Linked DNA regions of Homo sapiens: region 2 is linked to region 1. Evidence: chromatin contacts called from ENCODE Hi-C or POLR2A ChIA-PET data. All regions are on one chromosome and are shown on one strand. The core of a region is the stretch at or near the end of the contact, and the rest is flanking DNA. Distances in the headings are between cores, read along the strand shown. Region 1 has its middle 44 kb from the start of PIK3AP1. Region 2 has its middle 30 kb from the start of MIR607.

Region 1 (4,361 bases), core at 1,280-3,779:
AAAAAAAAAATTGTATAATTCAGTCCTGTAAAGGTGACTTAATTCACTTAATCATTTCTCTAGTGTTGCGCATTTAAGATATTTCTACTTTTGTTGGGGAAAATTTGTTGTAAAATATTTTTAAACAACTAAAATCTCTTTCTATCAATTATGTTCTGCTGGGCGCGGTGGCTTACGCCTATAACCCCAGCACTTTGGGAGGCCGAGGCGGGCAGATCACTTGAGGTCAGGAATTGGAGACCAGCCTGGCCAACATGGTAAAGCCCCGTCTCTACTAAAAGCACAAAAATTAGCCAGGTGTGGTGGTGGGCACCTGTAATCCCAGCTACTCGGGAGGCTGAGGCAGGAGAATCCCTTGAACCTGGGAGACAGAGATTGCAGTGAACTGAGATCATGTCACTGCACTCCAGCCTGGGCGACAGAGCAAGACTCTGTCTCAAAAAATTTAAAAATATATATATTTTCTGAAAATAAACCCCCAAGAATATGCAGAATGGAGGGAGAGGGGCTACATTTTTATTGCCTTTAATATGTATTGTTAAATTTTACACAGTACAATTCTACCAATTTACAATGCCATTAGCAACTAATATTTCTCCATAGCCTCACTTGTGTTTAGTTTTCAAAAGTGTTTCAAATTTGTAGATGCAAAATTGCATCTTGTTAGTATTTCCATTTTCATGTATTTGATTACCAGTACTATTGAAAAGCTTACCACTTACTTAAATTTGTATTTTCTTTTCTGTATATTGTCTGTGTCCTTGTCTGTTTGTAATTGGCTTCTTGACACTTTTTTTTTTTTTTTTTGAGATGGAGTTTCACTCTGTCGCTCAGGTTGGAGTGCAGTAGTGCGATCTCGGCTCACTGCAAGCTCCGCCTCCCGGGTCTCCTGCCTCAGCCTCCTGAGTAGCTGGGACTACAGGCACCCGCCACCATGCCCTGCTAATTTTGTTTTTTGTATTTTTAGTAGAGATGGGGTTTCACCGTGTTAGCCAGGATGGTCTCAATCTCCTGACCTCGTGATCTGCCCTCCTCAGCCTCCCAAAGTGCTGGGATTACAGGTGTGAGCCACCGCGCCTGCCCAGCTTCTTGATACTCTTAATCATAAATTTAATAAGAGCATTTGCTGATTCTTTATCATATCTGCTGCAGCTATTTCCTCTAATCTCTTCCTTTCCGTATTTATAGATTTTGTATATACTCTTATTTTTTACCATGTCCTAGCAGCTCAATTTTTCCTGTATTATTTATTGGTTTATGCTAGAAGGTAGTAGAAAATAGTTAGAAATGTATGAATTCAAATTCTAACACTCTTATTCCTGCTCTGCCACTCTGGGTGACTGAGCAAATTACATAACCTCTCTAAGCCTTCTTCCCATCTGTAAAAACCTGATATCACTAATAATGGCACTGAGCACACAATGTCTTATAAGGATTAAATGAGATAATGCAGGCCGGGCGCGGTGGCTCACGCCTGTAATCCCAGCACTTTGGGAGGCTGAGGCGGGTGGATCACGAGGTCAGGAGATTGAGACCATCCTGGCTAACATGGTGAAACCTCGTCTCTACTAAAAATACAAAAAATTAGCTGGGCGTGGTGGTGGGCGCCTGTAATACCAGCTACTCAGGAGGCTGAGGCAGGAGAATGGCGTGAACCCGGGAGGAGGAGGTTGCAGTGAGCTGAGACTGCGCCACTGCACTCCAGCCTGGGCAACAGAGCGAGACTCTGTCTCAAAAAAAAAAAAAAAAAAAAGAGATAATGCATAAAGTGCACCTGGCACATAGCAACTCATAAAAGTAGTTACATCATTGTATTATTACTGTTATTCTTTTATTTGTTCAATAATTAGAAAAATGATTGTTTACCATAGCTGTGATAAATGACTGACTTGCTTTTTTACTGGTAGCTTTGTTTTTCATCTCCTTCATCCCTATGCAGCTCTGTTTTTTTTTTTTTTTTTTTTTTTTTTTTAGGAGTCTGGCTCTGTCTCTCTGTCTCCCAGGCTGGAGTGCAGTGGTATGATCTCGGCTCACTGCAACCTCCGCCTCCCAGGTTCAAGTGATTCTCATGCGCCACCACACCCAGCTAATCTTTGTATTTTCTGTAGAGACGGGGTTTCGCCATGATGGCCAAGCTGGTCTCAAACTCCTGACCTCAGGTGATCCACCCGCCTCAGCCTCCCAAAGTGCTGGGATTACAGGTGTGAGCCACTGGGATTACAGGAGGCAGCTGGCCTCCTATGCAGCTCATTTTGATGTATAATGGGTACATCTGAAGCAAGAGAGGGAGATGGAGTCCAAGCACCAGAGCTCACTCATCAGGGATTCTCATGGGGGCAGTTATGAGGGAAATGGGGAACATTCTCATGGGAGGAGAAAGGCTTATAAATTAAGCCGGAGAAGTTCATTAATAAATAGGCTGTCCACATTAACACCTGTCAATAAACAGGATTCGAAATGGCAGGTGAGGAGCTACAGAGGGTACTGCATCTGGAAACCTGGTGGGCAATGGCTCAGAGTCTGAGGGCTGAAATGAGGAAGTGCGGTATCAGCATGGAGCAAGCCAAGCCCACGGGAGCAGTGAAATGGGCCAATACTTAATCAGTATGCACCACAGTCTCACCATACAGTGAGACCCAGAAAGACATTTGTTCTGCTAGAATGCACATTTCTGTTATGGGAATCAGCTCACTGCAGAAGTAAAATTATAGCCATCATCAGGGAAGGAAGAAGCGCTCAGCTCAGCTGCTACACTAATTGCATGAGCCCTTTCAGCTGTATTTTAGGAAAATGGCAATGAGCACACACACCCAGGGCCCTTTTCCCCAGCTCTCAGCCAGGTTGCACTGCTTCCTGGATCCACCTGACTAGCACTCAGAGCCCACCACCATCTGCACTCTTTCAACACTTGCCAGACCAGCTCTAATTAAAGTGTTGCCAGCATGTTCCCACTCTATCACATTGAACATTTTAAATATCTACTGTGACAGTCTCCAGCCACACTGAGGCAGTCTGGGCAGTCCAAGTTATCTCCTTATGTGCAAACCACTATTTTTATTAGCATTCTGGTTACAGATTTCCACAGATTACGAGTGATCTGCCTCTAACCCTATTTTCCCCATAAGCCCTATTACTCTTACTGCTTGATTTTGCCGAACACAAGGTTCTTGAGGAATGCCTAAGTGTTGGGTGCTCCACGCACTGCCTTGGATCCTCTTGGCCACACCTCGATTCCTGCTATTATTTGAGGACACAATTCTATGCAGGCTTCAACTCACCTCCTGTGGCCCTGCCTCACCTCAAGCATGCGCTGTACATCTTCCCCTGACCCCGCAAGGTTCTCCGATGCTGTGGTGCGACGTGCCTGCGGGAGCACCCCGGCACTCGCTGATGTGAAACCTACAAGCGCAAGGGCGTTACAACCTTCAAGATGACCCTCTGTCAATGCTAGATGGGAGTTCATGGGGGAACACTTACAACTTCTGCCTTTCATCCATTGGGTGGTCAGTTTGAGGCACTATCTGTATACAACTCCTCAGAAGTTGCTGTTGGGATGGAAGCCCCCGTGCCCACTGCAGTCACCAATGTGACTGGCTTGGTTTTCCTTCTTCCCTGGTCAGTTTCCTTAGTCTCCACCCCTGCTCCCTGGTATCACCACTGTCCACAGTAAACTACACACACAGTTCCTTGTACCAGGCTTGTCTTCCCAGGGGAATAAGACAGCATGTGCTGCATTAAAATGGAAACACCTTTACTTACTTTTACGTACTGTTAATCAACAGTCACTGCCCAGTTCTTCCAAGTGGCCTTTATCATCCCTTCCCTGTAACTTCCTGGGTCCCCGTTTGAGACTCCCCCAAAGGAGTAATGTCACGCACAGCAGGAGGCTGCCAGCAGGGGGCTCCAACCCTACACCAACATCTGTTCTGAAGGTGCCTCAGCCGGACTAGTGATAAATGCTTTAGATTTCACCCTGGCAGTGAGATACAGGTAAAGATAAGTGCCTATTCAAGCCCTATGTTCCTTTTACTGGCGATTCATGTAAACCACACTCCTAATGAATTGAGGACTAATTTTTTTTTTGAAACAGGATCTCTCTGTTGCCCAGGCTGGAGTGCAGTGGCACAGTCATAGCTCACTGCAGCCTCAACCTTCCAGGCCCAGGTGATCCTCCTGCCTCAGCCTCCCAAAGGACTAAGATTACAGGCAGGCATCACCACGCCTGGCTAATTTTTTTTATTTTTCGAAGAAACAGGGTCTCACTATGTTGCCCAGGCTGGTCTCGAACTCCTGTACTCAAGCAATCCTCCTGCTTTGGCCTCCCAAAGTGCTGAGATTACAGGCCTGAGCCACTGAGCCCA
Region 2 (4,361 bases), core at 939-3,438, 34 kb after region 1:
GTCTTGCTCTGTCACCCAGTGCAGTGGTGTGATCTCGCCTCACTGCAACCTCCGCTTCCTGGGTTCAAGTGATTCTCCTGCCTCAGCCTCCAGAGTAGCTGGGATTGCAGGCACGTGCCACCACACCCAGCTAATTTTTGTATTTTTAGTAGAGATGGGGTTTCACCATGTTGGCCAGGCAGGTCTGGAACTTCTCCTGACCTCAAGTGATCCACCCGCCTCAGCCTCCCAAAGTGCTGGGATTACAGGCGTGAGCCACCACGACCAGCCCCCTATTGTTAACATCTGACATTATCACAGTACATTGTCAAAACTAGGAAACCAACCTTGGCACATTGGTATTAACTAAACTCCAGACTATATGCCACTAGTTTTAACTAATATTAACTAAACTCCAAATTTCACTAGGGTTTTTTTCCCCTAATATCCCTTTTCTGTTTCAGCATCCAATCCAGGATATTACATTGCATGTAGGGGCGAATGTGCTTTTAACCATGATCTAAACCTGCTTAGATGGCTGTTTCCAGCTCCATCCCTGTGCTCCCTTCTAAGAATTTCCAACCAACATAGGGAAGGAGAAGGAACCAAGGTCTTAAGAATATCAGCTCTAAAAGCCACCTCTTCACTTCTCATAAGCATTTCTTGGAAGAACAATCTCCAGAACTAGAATCTAACAAGATGCTCTGTTACTTTAAAGAAAAAGAGCGTTTTGTTGTTGTTGTTGTTTCGTTTTGTTTTGTTTTGTTTGAGACAGAGTCTTGCTCTATCACCCAGGCTGGAGTGCAGTGGCCTGATCTCAGCTCACTGCAACCTCCACCTCCTGGATTCTAGTGATTATCCTGCCTCAGCCTCCTGAGTAGCTGGGGCCACAGATGCATGCCACCATGCCTGGATAAATATTTTTGTATTTTTGGTAGAGACAGGGTTTCACCATGTTGGCCAGGCTGGTCTCAAACTCCTGACCTCAGGAGATCTGTCCACCTCGGCCTCCCAAAGTTCTAGGATTACAGGCATGAGCCACCACACTCGGCCAAAAGAGTGGTTCTATGGTCAAATAAATTCAAGAAATGCTAGGTGCCAAATCCCTCCTTGAAGAAACAAAGTGGCCATCAACAAGACAAAATTCCTCAGGAGTCCTGCAACAAATAAGCCACGTTATTTGGTTTAATAGAGAATTACCTCAAGTCTCAGTAATTTGTGTACTGCCTTCACGCGTTTTGCCACATCAGCAACCTGAACTGTTACTGACTTGATCTTCTTTCTTTAAATCTACTCACCTTTTAAAAGGTACATTCTAAAAGAGCATTTTATCTCACTACTATGAGTGGAAAAATGAGGATCATTTGCCAAAATTAGTTAGAATGAGTAAAAATATTAATTTGATCCCAGAACCTGCTCAGGTCATCCCACCTAACACCAGTGAGTGTTCCATACGACCGTTTGGGAAACACTGGTTAACAGAACTCCCTTTTCCGTAACACCTGTTAAAATCCTGGGGATACTTTGGGAATGCTGGTCCAGTTGGTTTTCCTTTGAGGCCCAGACGATCAGGAAACATGCCTAGGGCCGCACGGGTAAGGTCCAAACTAAAGTTGAAGTCCCCTTCCCACCTCTCTAGTGCTCTTCCCACAACCCTACTCAGGTTCTAGGGTTCAGACATCTTCTGGGCAAGGCCAAAAGGGGTTCCATGAGGGCCAAGGTCTGTAATACAGAAGGTTCAGATTTCATGTGATCAGGTTTTGATCTCATGTTTGAGATTTTTTGTTTGTTTGTTTTTTGAGACAGAGTCTCGCTCTGTCGCCCAGGCTGGAGTGCAGTGGTGCGATCTCGGCTCACTGCAAGCTCCGCCTCCCAGGTTCACACCATTCTCCTGCCTCAGCCTCCCGAGTAGCTGGGACTACAGGCACCCGCCACCACACCCGGCTAATTTTTTTGTACTTTTAGTAGAGACAGTGTTTCACCGTGTCAGCCAGGATGGTCTTGATCTCCTGACCTTGTGATCCGCCCGCCTCGGCCTCCCAAAGTGCTGGGATTACAAGCATGAGCCACCGCGCCTGGCCTCATGTTTGAGATTTTAAAGAGATCACCACACCCAGCTTAGAAGATTCCCCATCCTTCTCTACTCCAGGGGAGAACTTGGGTCCGATTCTTGGTCAAAGTAAACAGGCAGAAAGGATTTCTGATCTCAGCTATCATTGCTGCCTACACCCTGGCAACTCCCATCCACAGACCACTGCACTTTGGACAGTTCTTCCTAAAGTCATGTTATTTTAAAATTTAATTGTGTTTGAGCACAAGGGTGTTGGCAATAGGGGCGCCCATAGTTAATTAGTAACAGAGAGCAGTAGATAAAACAGATGCTTCCAGCTTGGCCGGACACTAGTCAGCCTTCTGTTCTCCCTAAAGAGGGCCCTGAAACATGAGTACTCAATGCACTTATGTCTTGGCTGACTTTTCATCCCAAGAAGCTAGACCCCAGTGTCACTCTTCCCTTCTCCATTCAGCCAATGGCTTGATACCTTGAGTGGATCTGACAATGTAATGCTCACTACTCCCACCCCAGCTGGTATCAAACATTCAGACCAGATGTGAGCTCCACTGGGCTTGATAATAGCTCCTAGACTCATTCACTCTTTTCTTCATTCAAAATGTTGAATGAGCTGGGTGCAGTGGTTCACACCTATAATCCCAGCACTTTGGGAGGTCAAGGCAGGCAGATTGCTTGAGCCCAGGAGTTTGAGACTAGCCTGGGCAACATGGGGAAACCCTGTCTCTATTTTTAAAAAGGCCAGGCACAGTGGTTTGTGCCTGTAATCCCAGCACTTTGGGAGGTTGAGGCAGGAGGATCACTTGAGCTCAGAAGTTCAAGACCAATCTGGGCAATGTGGCAAGACCCTGTCTCTTAAAAAGAATTGGCTGGGCGCGGTGGCTCACGCCTGTAATCCCAGCACTTTGGGAGGCCGAGGCAGGCGGACTACGAGGTCAGGAGATCGAGACCATCCTGGCTAACATGGTGAAACCCCATCTTTACTAAAAATATAAAAAATTAGCCGGGCGTGGTGGTGGGCGCCTGTAGTCCTAGCTACTCAGGAGGCTGAGTCAGGAGAATGGCATGAACCCGGGAGGTGGAGGTTGCAGTGAGCCAAGATCGCACTACTGCACTCCAGCCTGGGCGACAGAGTGAGACTCCACCTCAAAAAAAAAAAAAGAATTATAAAAATAAAATATCAGGGCCAGGTGTGGTGGCTCATGCCTGTAATCCCAACACTTTGGGAGGCTGAGGTGGGCGGATCACCTGAGGTTGGGAGTTCGAGACCAGCCTGACCAACATCTCTACTATACTGACAACCCCATCTCTACTATACATGCAAAATTAGCCAAGTGTGGTGGCGCATGCCTGTAATTCTAGGTACTCAGGAGGCTGAGGCAGGAGAATCGCTTGCACCCGGGAGGTGGAGGTTGTGGTGAGCCAAGATTGCGCCATTGCACTCTGGCCTGGGCAACAAGAGTGAAACTTGGTCTCAAAAATAATTAAAAATGAAAAAATAAAATAAAATAAAATAAAATAAAATATCAGGCCAGCATGGTGGCTCATGCCTGTGATCCCAGCACTTTGGGAAGCCAAGGTGGGTGGATCGCCTGAGGTCAGGAGTTTGAGACCAGCCTGGCCAACAAGGTGAAACCCCATCTCTACTAAAAATACAAAAATTAGCTAGGCGTGGTGGTGTGTACCCAGCTCCTAGATTACCTGGGAGCTGGTAATCCCAGCTCCTCAGGAGGCTGAGGCAGGAGAATTGCTTGAACCCAGAAGGCAGAGGTTGCGGTGAAGTGAGATTGTGCCACTGCACTCCAACCTGGGAGATAAAGTGAGATTCTGTCAAAAAAAAGAAAAAAGAAAAAAAAAAAGCCTGTAATAAGCTAGCCTTCACTATGTAAACCAAAAATAAAATTCCAAGGTCCCCCAACCATTTGAATGGACCCCTTCTCTTGGCCAAGGAGATTCCAAAGTTAACTTGAAAAACTGGTTCAGGTCATGATGGGAAGGGAGGGTCAGACATGCTTCATTATACCCTCCTCCCTTTTGGAATTCAGGAAAAGCCAACCAGCATTAACATTAACACAGACCTTAAGTCTGATAAGAAACATTTACAATCTATTCTCTTTGAAGCCTGCTACCCGGAGGCTTCATCTGCATGATTAAACCTTGGTGTCCACAACCCTTTAATGTAACCCAGACATTCATGTCTATTGATAATAACTCTTTCAACCAATAGCCAATCAGAAAATTTTAAAATCTACCTATGACCGGCTGGGCGCAGTGGCTCAGGCCTGTAATCCCAGTACTTTGGGAGGCCGAGGCG

Evidence for each region. Hi-C counts contacts between places; a loop is a spot of excess contacts on that map. ChIA-PET counts read pairs that join two places held with the same protein, here RNA polymerase II (POLR2A). Pooled maps may share reads with other maps.
Region 2: a map of Caco-2 shows a loop between it and region 1 (5-fold over the local background). The contact joins two enhancer-like sites. A Hi-C loop is called at or near these places in 2 of 168 maps with a recorded cell type or tissue (B cell and Caco-2), 7 of 37 single-sample maps with no recorded cell type and 5 of 50 pooled maps. POLR2A ChIA-PET finds 5 or more read pairs at or near these places in 6 of 52 experiments (H1, OCI-LY7, Panc1 and 3 more).

The regions. Positions count from the first base shown.
Region 1 is chr10:96,761,947-96,766,307 of GRCh38, forward strand. No RefSeq gene overlaps it. Among named protein-coding and RNA genes, the nearest start is that of PIK3AP1, 44 kb to the left of the region's middle. RefSeq lists a silencer at 3,940-4,029. Within about 2 kb of position 2,530, at least 3 of the 41 ENCODE cell types and tissues checked have a DNase peak (open chromatin) inside an H3K27ac peak, as active enhancers do.
Region 2 is chr10:96,796,468-96,800,828 of GRCh38, forward strand. No RefSeq gene overlaps it. Among named protein-coding and RNA genes, the nearest start is that of MIR607, 30 kb to the right of the region's middle. Within about 2 kb of position 2,189, at least 2 of the 41 ENCODE cell types and tissues checked have a DNase peak (open chromatin) inside an H3K27ac peak, as active enhancers do.